Regions from separate parts of the Homo sapiens genome. Here region 2 is linked to region 1. A link is an interaction called in ENCODE POLR2A ChIA-PET data of the cell type or tissue named here. Cell type or tissue: OCI-LY7. All regions are shown on one strand. Links, peaks and the distances in the headings refer to the core of each region. The heading gives the core; the rest is flanking DNA.

Region 1 (5,385 bases), core at 104-5,103:
TCCACGACAGACCCTTTGCTAGGAAGTAAAGGATTCTTTTCTTTCCCTTGCCCTGTGAATTCCAGTGTCCTCAGGGCTCTGTCTTGGGTCATCTGCTTTCTCTTTCTATACACTGTGCTTTGGTGATCTCATTCAAACCCTGACATTAAGTATACTGATGGCTCCCAAGTCTATAATTCTAACCCATGCGCCTCTCTGGAGTTCCAGACCCATGTGTCCAGCAGTCTATTGGACATCACTTGTTTGTCTTCTTGGTAATTCAAACTCAGCATTTCAAGAACATATTTGTTGTTTCCCCAGACTCCAACCTCCACCTCACAAATCTGATGTCGCCTCTCTTTTTCCTGTCTCATTAAATGGAGATACCTTACCTACTAAGTCATCTGAGCCAGACACCTGGGAGTCATCCTCACTTATTTTTTTTTTTTTTTGAGGAGGGGTCTCACTCTGTTGCCTAGGCTGGAGTGCAGTGGCACAGGTCTCAGCTTACTGCAGCCTCTGCCTCTGGGCTCAAGTGATCCTCCCACCTCAGCCTCCCGAGTACCTGGGACTACAGGCACACACCACCAGCACCCGGCTAATTTTTGTATTTTTGTAGAGATCGGGTTTCTCCATGTTGCCCAGGCTGGTCTTGAACTCCTGGACTCAAGCAATCCACCCATCTCGGCCTCCCAAAGTGTTGGGATTACAGGCGTGAGCCATCGAACCCATGCAGTGTCCTGATCCTGGTTCAATGCAGCCTCGATCTCTCCAGACTCAAATGATCCGCCCACCTCAGCCTCCCGAGTAGCTGGGACTACAGATTCAGGGCATCACGCCCAGCTAATTGTTTTATTTTTTATAGAGATGGGGCCTTGCCATGTTGCCCAGGATGGTCTTGAACTCCTGGCCTCAAGTAATCCTCCCACCTTAGCCTCCCAAAGTGCTGGGATTGCAGGCATGAGCCACCACACCCCACCCATCTTCACTTTTTACTCTGGTACCAAATCCAGATTGATCCAGTCATTCATTTATCCATCTGTTGAACTTTCCGGCAAATATTTAATAGAACAGCTGCATAGTATATTGGGTAAGAGCACTGGAGCCTGAAGTCAGCCTGCCAGGCATCAGATCCTGGCTCTGCCATTTAACTAGCTTTGGAAACCTTGGGAAATTTGCTTGCCCACTCTGTGTTTCAAGGTTTTTTTTTTTTTTGACAGAGTCTCACTCTGTCATCCAGGCTGGAGTGCAGTGGTGCGATCTTGGCTCACTGCAACTTCTGTCTCCTGGGTTCAAGTGATTCTCTTGCCTCAGCCTCCCACATAGCTGGGATTACAGGTGTGTGCCACCACACCCATCTAATTTTTGTATTTTTAGTAGAGACGGGGTTTCACCATGTTGGCCAGGCTGATCTCAAACTCTTGATGACTGTCTTCTTATAAGGACAACAGTTATAGTGAATTAAGTGTCCACCCTACTCTAGTGTGATCTCTTCTTAACTAATTACATCTACAATGACTCTATTTCCAAATAAGGTCACATTCTGAGGTACTGGGGGTTAGGACTTCAACATAGCTCTTTTGGAGGGACATACTCTGCTATAGTCAGAATGTTTGTGTTCCCCTCAAATTCATATGTTGAAATCCTAACTCCTAAGGTGATGGTATTAGGAGGTGGGGTCTTTGGGAAGGCAGAACACTCATGATTGGGATTAGTGCCCTTATAAAGAGACCCCAGAGAGCTAGCCTGGCCCTTCTACTATGTGAGGACATAGTAAGAAGGCACTATCTGTGAACCAGGAAGTGGGCCCTCACCAGACACTGAGGCTGTCAGGGCCTTGATCTTAGACATCCAAGCCTCCAGAACTATGAGTAACAAATTCTGTTGTTTATAAGCCACCCTGTTATAGCAGCCCAAATGGACTAAGACAGCGTTCAATGCGTAACAGGCAGGAACTCTGATACAGGAATCATATCTGCTTTCTGACCTTGTGTGGCTCACAGTCTAATGTGCGGCAGTTGTTAATGTCTTACTTCCTGTCCCCGCCCACCGCGACTGTCTTAGTTCCTTTTGTCTCACAACAGCCTCCTGAGTAGACCCTAGTCTGGCCCCACCATAGTGCATCCTCCATGGGGTGTCAGAGTGATCTTTCCAACACATAGGTTGATCATGGCACCTCCTTCTGAAGCTCCCTGGGCCTTCAGGTAAAGGTTTAGCATGAAAAATCCTTCTAGTTCTAGCTCCTTCCTGCTTGTCTGCACTGAACCTTATACCACAGCCCAGAAAACTGTTTGTAGTTCCCTGATCATATTCTTCTTCTTCTTCTTTTTTTTTTTTTTTTGAGATGGAGTTTTGCTTTGTTGCCCAGGCTGGAGTGTAATGGCGCAATCTCAGCTCACTGCGACCTCTGCCTCCCAGGTTCAAGCGATTCTCCTGCCTCAGCCTCCTGTGTAGTAGCTGGGATTACAGGCGCCTGCCACCACACCTGGCAAATTTTTGTATTTTTAGTAGAGACGGGATTTCACCATGTTGGCCAGGCTGGTCTTGAACTCCTGACCTCAGGTAATCCACCCATCTCGGCCTCTCAAAGTGCTAGGAATACAGGCGTGAGCCACCACGCCGGCTATATTTTTTAAAATTTAAAATTACTTCCTTAGGCACAACTCAACAACAAAAAGACAAACAACCCAATTTAAAAATGGGCAAAGACTTGAGTAGACATTTCTCCAAATAATATATATAAATGGCCAAAAGCACATGAAAAGATGCTCAATGTCATTAATCACTAGATTAATGCGAATAAAACTACAATGAGATACCACTTCATACCCACTAGGATGGTTATAATAAGAAAAGTAACAAGTGTTGGCGAGGATGTGGAGAAGGAGAAATTGGAACATTGCTGGTGGGAATGTAAAATGGTGCAGCTGCCGTGAAAACAATTTGGCAGGACCTCAATAAGCTAAACATAGAATTCATAGAATACTGTCTGACCCAGCAGTTCCACTTCTAGGTATGTACTCAGAAGAATTGAAAACAAGTGTTCAATTGATGGCTCACGCCTGTAATCCCAGCATTTTGGGAGGCTGATGCGGGAGGATCACCGAGGTCAGGAGTTCGAGACCAGCCTGACCAACATGGAGAAACTCCATCTCTACTAACAATACAAAATTAGCTGGGTGTGGTGGCACATGCCTATAATCCCAGCTACTCAGGAGGCTGAGGCAAGAGAATCGCTTGAACCCGGGAGGCGGAGGTTGCGGTGAACCGAGATCACACCATTGCACTCCAGCCTGGCCAACAAGAGCAAAACTCCGTCTCAAAAAAAAAAAAAAAAAAAAGAAAAACAAAAAGAAAACAAGTGTTCAAATAAAAACTGTACACAAATGTTCATAGCAACATTATTCACAATAATCCAAAAGTGGAAATGACCACCCATGGATGGACAAAGAAAATGTGGTATCTCTATACAATGAAATATTACTCAGCCAGACTGGGCGCGGTGGCTCACGCCTATAATCCCAACACTTTGGGAGGCCGAGGTGGGTGGATCACTTGAGGTCAGGAGTTTGAGACCAGTCTGGCTAACATGGTGAAACCCCGTCTCTACTAAAAATACAAAAATTGGCCAGGCACGGTGGCGGGTGCCTGTAATCCCAGCTACTCGGGAGGCTGAGGCAGGAGAATGAATCACTTGAACCTGGGAGACAGAGGTTGCAGTGAGCCAAGATTGTGCCACCGCCCTCCAACCTGGGTGACAGAGCAAGGCTCCATCTAAAAAAAAAAAAAAAAAAGAAATATTACTCAGCCATAAAAAGATGTGCAGTCCTGAAGTCCTGATATATGTCAGAACGTGGATGAGCCTCAAAACCCTAATGTTAAATGAAAGAAGCCGGACAGAGTCACATAACGTGTGATTCTGTTTATATGAGTAATATCCAGAAGAGTTAACTTTATAGGGGAACAAAAGTAGATTGGTGGTTGCTAGGGGATGAGGGGAGGGGAAAATGGGGATTAATTGCTTAATGTATATGGGGTTTTATTTTGGGCTTATGAAAATGTTTTGGAAATAGGGTGGTAGTTGCAGGGCACTGTGAAGGTACTAAACGTCATGGATTTGTACACTTTAAAATATTTAATTTTATGTTATGTGAATTTTATGTCAATAAAAGAAATAAAAACAAAAAAGAATGAAGTATTGATGCATGCTACCATGTGGGTGAACCTTGAAAACATTTTGCTGAAGTGAAAGAAGCAGACAGAGAAGGTCACATATTGTGTGATTCCATTTATATGAAGTATCTAGAATAGGCAAATTCATAGAGACAGAAAGCAGATGAGTGGTTGCCAGAGTCCGAGGGAGGCGGGATGGGGAGTGGCTGTTTAATGGACATGGGGTTTCCTTTTTGGGTGATGAAATGTTTTGGAACTAGATAGTGGTAATGGTTGTACACTATTGTGAATGTACTGAATGCCACCGAATCACAGACTTTAAAATGGTTAAAATGGTAAATTTTATGTTGTGTATATTCTACCACAATAACAAATATTTCCTTAAGAAAGATGTTCTGAAGTGAAGCCAGAGTCAAAGAATGTGAGAATTTTATAAATTCTTGGGGCGTGTTGCTGAATTTATGTTGAGAAGGGATCATTCGTTGCCTTCCCTCCAGGAATGTTTAAGAACCTGTATTGCATCTTTGCTAGACTTGAGTATCGTGGTTAAAAAACAAAGCAGCCAGGCGTGGTGGCTCACGCCTGTAATCCCAGCACTTTGGGAGGCCGAGGCGGGCGGGTCACCTAAGGTCGGGAGTTCGAGACCAGCCTGACCAACATGGAGAAACCCTGTCTCTACTAAGAGTACAAAATTAGCCGGGAGTGGTGGCGCATGCCTGTAATCCCAGCTACTCAGGAGGCTGAGGAAGAGAATCGCTTGAACCCCGGAGGCAGAGGTTGTAGTGAGCTGAGATCGCGCCAGTGTACTCCAGCCTGGGTGACAGAGTGAGACACTGTCTCAAAAAAATAAATAAAATAAATAAACAAAGCAAAATGGCCTCGCTAATTTGATATAACACGGTGCCTCTTCAGGAAAGTTCTCTTGCTTCCAGGTTAACTTGAATGAGAAGAGTGTTTAGGAACACAGCCAGAATAAAAGGATTTTAGAGGTAGGAGAGGCCTAGAGAGCTTCGAGACCATTGCATCTCATTTTTATCGGACCAGTATTTAGTAAATAGCTTACTATTCTGAAATAAAATACATAGATAAAATAATCTACCTGAAGTCTATATGATACAGTGCTTTAGACAATATGAGTTTTGGAGTAAACTTCCTGGGTTCAAATGCCTGTTCAGCTGCTCACCAGCCTTGTGGGCTCTGGCACCACTCTGTGCCTCAGTTTCTTCATCTATA
Region 2 (5,385 bases), core at 226-5,225, 83 kb after region 1:
TATTTGTTCTTTGGACATTTTGATAGAATGGCTGGTTAAAAAAAGTATGGACTGATGTTCTCTTTAGGGAAGGTGTTTCCTTCCCTACTGATTCAATTTATCTTGTGGCTATAGGTTTATTCAGTGTTGTTTTTCTCTTGAATCAATTTTGGTAAGTTATACTTTTCTAGATATCTATTTGTTTCATCTGAGTTTTCAAATTTATTGGCATGTTGGCATACAGTATTTCACAATAGCCTCTTATCTTTAAGGACTGCGCACTTGTAATTATACATTCCAAATTTTAGCTAGTTATACCTCCTCTCTTTTCCTTAATCAATCTTGTCAGACAATTGTCAGTTTTTTCAAAGAACCGATTTTTGGTTTGTTCATCCTCTCCACTATATGTTTGTTGTCAATGTCACCTTCCGTTCAGTTTATGCTACTATTTATAAAGTCTTAAAAATTATGCTTAGTTCATTAGTTTTCTGCCTTTTTTCCTTTCTAATAAAGTCATTTAAAGCTATAAAAGAACCTTTTAATTATCGCTTTTGCTGCATTCATAGACTTAACATACAGTCTTATCATTCAATCTCAATATTTTATCATTTTTAATTACAATTTTTCTTTGACCTATCTGTTATTTAAAAGTCCCTTCCCTCCCCTTCTCTTCCCTCCCCCTCCCTCCCCTCCCCTCCCCTCCCCTTTTGAGACAGAGTCTGGCTCTATCCCCCAGGCTGGAGTGCAGTGGTGCTATCTTGGCTTACTGCAGCCTCCACCTCCCAGCTTCAAGCAATTCCCATGCCTCAGCCTCCCAAGTAGCTGAGATCACAGGCGTGTGCCACCACGTCTGGCTAATTTTTGTATTTTTAGCACGGAGATGGAGTTTTGCCATGTTGGCCAGGCTGGTCTCAAATTCTTGACCTGAGGTGATCAACCCGCCTGACCTCCCAAAGTGCTGGGATTACAGGCGTGAGCCACCACGCCTGGCTAAGAGTGTATTTCTTAATTTCCAAACATATTTTGTTGCTTTTGTCTTTATTGCCTTCTAACTTAATGATATTGTGGTCTGAGAAGTTGGTCTTTATCTGAGTTATCCAGTCTGATAGCCACTGGCCGCTTGTGTCTATTGAACACTTGAAATTTGGTTAGTCCAAATTGAGATGTACTGTAAGTGTAAAATATACACTGAATTTCAAAGACTCAGTACAAAAAAAAGTAAACATTTCATTAATAGTTGTTCATGGCTGGGCGCGGTTCCTCACGCCTGTAATCCCAGCACTTTAGGAGGCCTAGGCGGGCGGATAATGAGGTCAGGAGTTTGAGACCAGCCTGGCCAACATAGTGAAACCCTGTATCTACTGAAAACAAACAAACAAACAAAATTAGCCAGGCGTGGTGGTGGGCACCTGTAATCCAAGCCACTCAGGAGGCTGAGGCAGGAGAATCGCTTGAACCTCGGGGGCGGAGACTGCAGTGAGCCGAGATCGCACCACTGCACTCCAACCCTGGGCAACAGTGTGAGACTCCGTCTCAAAAAAAAAAAAAAAGTTTTCATATCGATTGCATGTTGAAATGATAATATATTGGATATGATGAATTAAAGAAACTACAAAATTAATTTCACTTTTTAAAATGTGGCTACCATATTTAAAAGTACACATGTGGCTTATGTTTCTGTTGGGCAGTGCTGATCTAAAAAAGTCTTTTGAAATTTGTTGATATTTGCTTTTTGGCCCAGGCTTTGCTCAATTTTTATATATGTTGCATGTATACTGGAAAATAATATGTATTCTCTAGTTATTAGGATTAATATTCCGTATATATTTATATATATGTACAGATGAAGCTTGTTGATTTCATTAATTATTTTTTATTCCTACTGATTATTTTGTCAGCTTTATTTATCAATAGTTAGAGAGATATATGAAATTTTCTTGCTCTCATGGTGGATTTGTCTTTTTGCTTGTAGTTTTTTTTTTGCTTTATAGTTTTTGAGCTTATGCTATTAGATGCTTATAAGTTTAGAGTTGTTATAGCTTCCTGGTAAAACTACATATCATTATGTAGTCAGTCTTTGCCCTCTAATGATTTTTTGCCTTAAAATCTGTTTTATCTGATTATTAATATAGCTACAAAGCTTTATTTTGGTTGGTTATTTGCCTGTTCGTATATTATTCCATTTTGTTATTTTAACCTTTTTGCATAATTATGTTTTAGAAATGGGTCTCATAAAGACTTTATAACTGTATTTTCTTTCCTTAAAGGTCTGATAATTTTTGTATTTTTCTGAAGTATTAGTACATTTACATTTGTTATAGTTACTGATTTATTTACATCTACTCCTACCATTTTATTCTGTGCTTTTTTTTGAGACACAGTCTCACTCTGTTGCCCAGGCTAGACTGCAGTGGCGTGATCATAGCTCACTGCAGCTTTGATCTCCCGGGCTCACAATTCTCCCACCTCAGCCTCCCAAGTAGCTGGGACTACGGGTGCATGCCACTGTGCCTGGCTCTTTAAAAAAAAATTTTGGTAGGGCCAGGGTCTGGCTGTGTTGGCCAGGCTGGTCTCGAATTCCTGAGCTCAAGCAATCCTCACACCTCAGCTTCCCAAGGTGCTGGGATTACAGGTGTGAGCCACTGCACCCGGCCTGTTTTGTGCTTTGCGTATGTTTTGCATTTCAGCACTTTCTCCCTTTCATTGCCTCCTTTTGGATTATTTTTTCTTACTCCTTTTTATCCCTCTAGTAGTTTAGATGTTTCCTATCCTCAGTTTATATTTTTTTGGTGGTTCTCTTAGAAATTTGAGCACAGGCCGGGCTCGGGGCTCACACCTGTGATCCCAGCACTTTGGGAGGCCGGGGCCAGTGGATCACAGGGTCAGGAGATGGAGACCATCCTGGCTAACACGGTGAAACCCTGTCTCTACTAAAAATACAAGAAAAAAATAGCCGGGTGTGGTGGCGGGCGCCTGTAGTCCCAGCTACTCAGAAAGCCTAGGCAGGAGAATCGCTTGAACCCGGGAAGTGGAGGTTGCAGTGAGCCAAGATCATGCCACTGCATTCCAGCCTCGGTGACAGAGCGAGACTCCATCTCAAAAAAAAAAAAAAGAAAGAAAGAAAGAAAAAAGAAATTTGAGCACAAATAACTAACTTATCAAAGTATAAAGGTAGTTACAATCTTTGTCTTACTCCAAAATGATATAGGGATCTTGGAATGCTCTAATTCCAAGCGCGTACCTTTCCAATTTGTGTGTTGTTGTTATCCAGTAAATTAGTCCTATCTTTTTTTTTAAAAAATCCCCAAATTACACACTGTTATTATAGTTTCATACAATCAATGTTTATTTAGATTTAACAACATCTTCATCATTTTCTTTGCTCAAAATTCTTCCTTTCATCTTATCTATCTGGGATTGTTTTTCCTTCCTTCTGCCTCAGGTTTATCTTTTAGCATTTTGTTTATTGAGCAAAGCAAAATTATCAAGAAAAATAACAGCTCTCTTGATTTTTCTCTACAGTATCTTTATTTCTTCCTTATTCTTGAAAAGTATTTTGTCTGGGTCCACAATTGATAGTTATTTTCTTTAAGCACATTGAAAATATTATTTTTTTATGTTTTGCTTTTCATTATTACTATTGAGAAAGTAGCTGTTAGTCTAATTGCCATTCCTTTATAGATGAAAGGTATTTTGGTGAATGGGATCATAGAATAGTAGTTGAAGTTATGGCCTCTGGAATCAGACTGTCTGGATTTAAATCCCAGCTCTTTGGTTTTCTAGCTGTGTGACATTGGGCAAGCTGATTAACCTCCCTGTGCCTCTATGTGCCTTAGTTTCCTCTTTTGTAAAATGGGGGAGATAACAGTACCAGTACCTCATAAGATTATGGTGAGGATTAAATTAACTAATATGTAAAGCACTTGCCACAGATGTAGCACATTTTAAGTGCTAGTCAAGTGTTAGCTATTATTTTTTCTCTTTATGCGTGTAAGGATCTCCTTATCATGAGTGTTGATGTGTCTAGGTATGAATTTCCTTTTATTTATTCTGTTTGAGATTCACTGAGCTTTTTGAATCTGTAAATTTTTGTCTTTTATCAATTTTGAAAAATTCTTAGCCCTATTTCTTTAAACACTGCTTCTACCCATTCTCTTTCCTCTCTCCTTCTGGAACTTTAGATTAATCATTTTCACCCTTCCTTCCTTCCTTTCTTCCTTCCTTCCTTCTTTCTTCCTACCTTTCTTTCTTCTTTCTTTCCCTCCTCCTCCTCCTTCTTCTCCTTTCCTTTCCTTTCCCTTTCCTTTCCTTTCTTCTCCTTTCTTTTCTTCTCCTCTCCTTTCCTTTCCTTTATTTTGAGACAGTGTCTTGCTGTGTCACCCAGGCTAGAGTACAGTGGTGTGATCATAGCTCACTGCAGCCTTGACTTCTCCGGCTCAAACAATTCTGCCGCCTCAGCCTCCTGAGTAGTTGGGACTACAGGTACACACCACCATGCCTGGCTATTTTTTTTTTTTTTCTTGTTTTTGTAGAGACAGGGTCTCGCTATGTTTCCCAGGCTGCTCTCAAACTTCTGGCCTCAAGCGATCCTCCTGTCTCGGCCTCCCAAAGTGCTGAGATTACAGGCGTGATGTGTCTCTTAGTGCTTCACAGTGTTCACAAAGTGCAACACATTTAATTTATTTAAATGTGTTGTCCAGTTAGCTAATTTGTTTCAGCTGCATCTAATATGCTATTAAATCTATATATTGAGTTTTTAAATTTTAATTAAGATCGTTATATTTTTCATTCCCAGAAGTCGTGTTTGGTTCCCGATCAAATCTGCCCGGTTGTTTTTTGTAGTTTTTTTGTCCTTCACTCATGTGTTCGTCTCCTTCTTTTATTTCTTTAAACATATTATACATACATAGTTTGTATTCTGGTCTGATAGTCCAGTGTTGAAAGGCTTCGCTCATCTCATTCTCCTGCCTGTTGTTTTGGAGCCTCATAACATGGACGTTAGGACCCCTGAGACGGGCCAGCCAAAAGGCTTTGAACTGTGAAGGGCTGGTCTTGATATTCTTCCCACACCCCTGTTTTCTTTGTTTTTTTTTTTTCTGCCTCTTTCTCAGTTTACTTTTTTGAAAGGCTGATTCATTTCCATGGTTCAAAAAAACAAAAAAAGTGAAACTCATCTTTCCCGGCACCCAGTTGCTTCCCTACTGGCAGCCTGGGTTAGATAGGTTCTTGCAGATACTTCCTGTGATATTTTATGTGTATTCCAGCAAATACAAATTTTAAAATTCGTTCTGTCTGTAACGCGAATGGTAGCACACCACACGTATTGTTCTGAACTTGTTTTTAATAAAAAAACATGTTTCCGGTTGTAAAAGAAATACACGCTCGTTTTGAATAACATGAATACCC

Evidence for each region. Peaks named below come from ENCODE experiments on the same cell type or tissue, not always from the same donor. Only the 100,000 strongest peaks of a DNase experiment are listed, where the experiment ranks them.
Region 2: POLR2A ChIA-PET joins it to region 1 with 5 read pairs; 5 of 35 experiments call an interaction of 5 or more read pairs at or near these places.

Annotation. Positions count from the first base shown.
Region 1 is chr1:31,886,019-31,891,403 of GRCh38, reverse strand. No RefSeq gene overlaps it. Among named protein-coding and RNA genes, the nearest start is that of PTP4A2, 50 kb to the left of the region's middle. RefSeq lists enhancers at 1,720-1,869, 2,160-2,209, 4,434-4,483. In OCI-LY7, for the core only: no CTCF peak of the experiment used is centred there; DNase peaks (open chromatin) are centred at 2,033 and 4,333; H3K4me3 peaks cover 1,204 bases; H3K27ac peaks cover 2,041 bases.
Region 2 is chr1:31,802,692-31,808,076 of GRCh38, reverse strand. All of the region lies in intron 2 of SPOCD1 (SPOC domain containing 1), which reads left to right. Among named protein-coding and RNA genes, the nearest start is that of SPOCD1, 11 kb to the left of the region's middle. In OCI-LY7, for the core only: no CTCF peak of the experiment used is centred there; no DNase peak of the experiment used is centred there.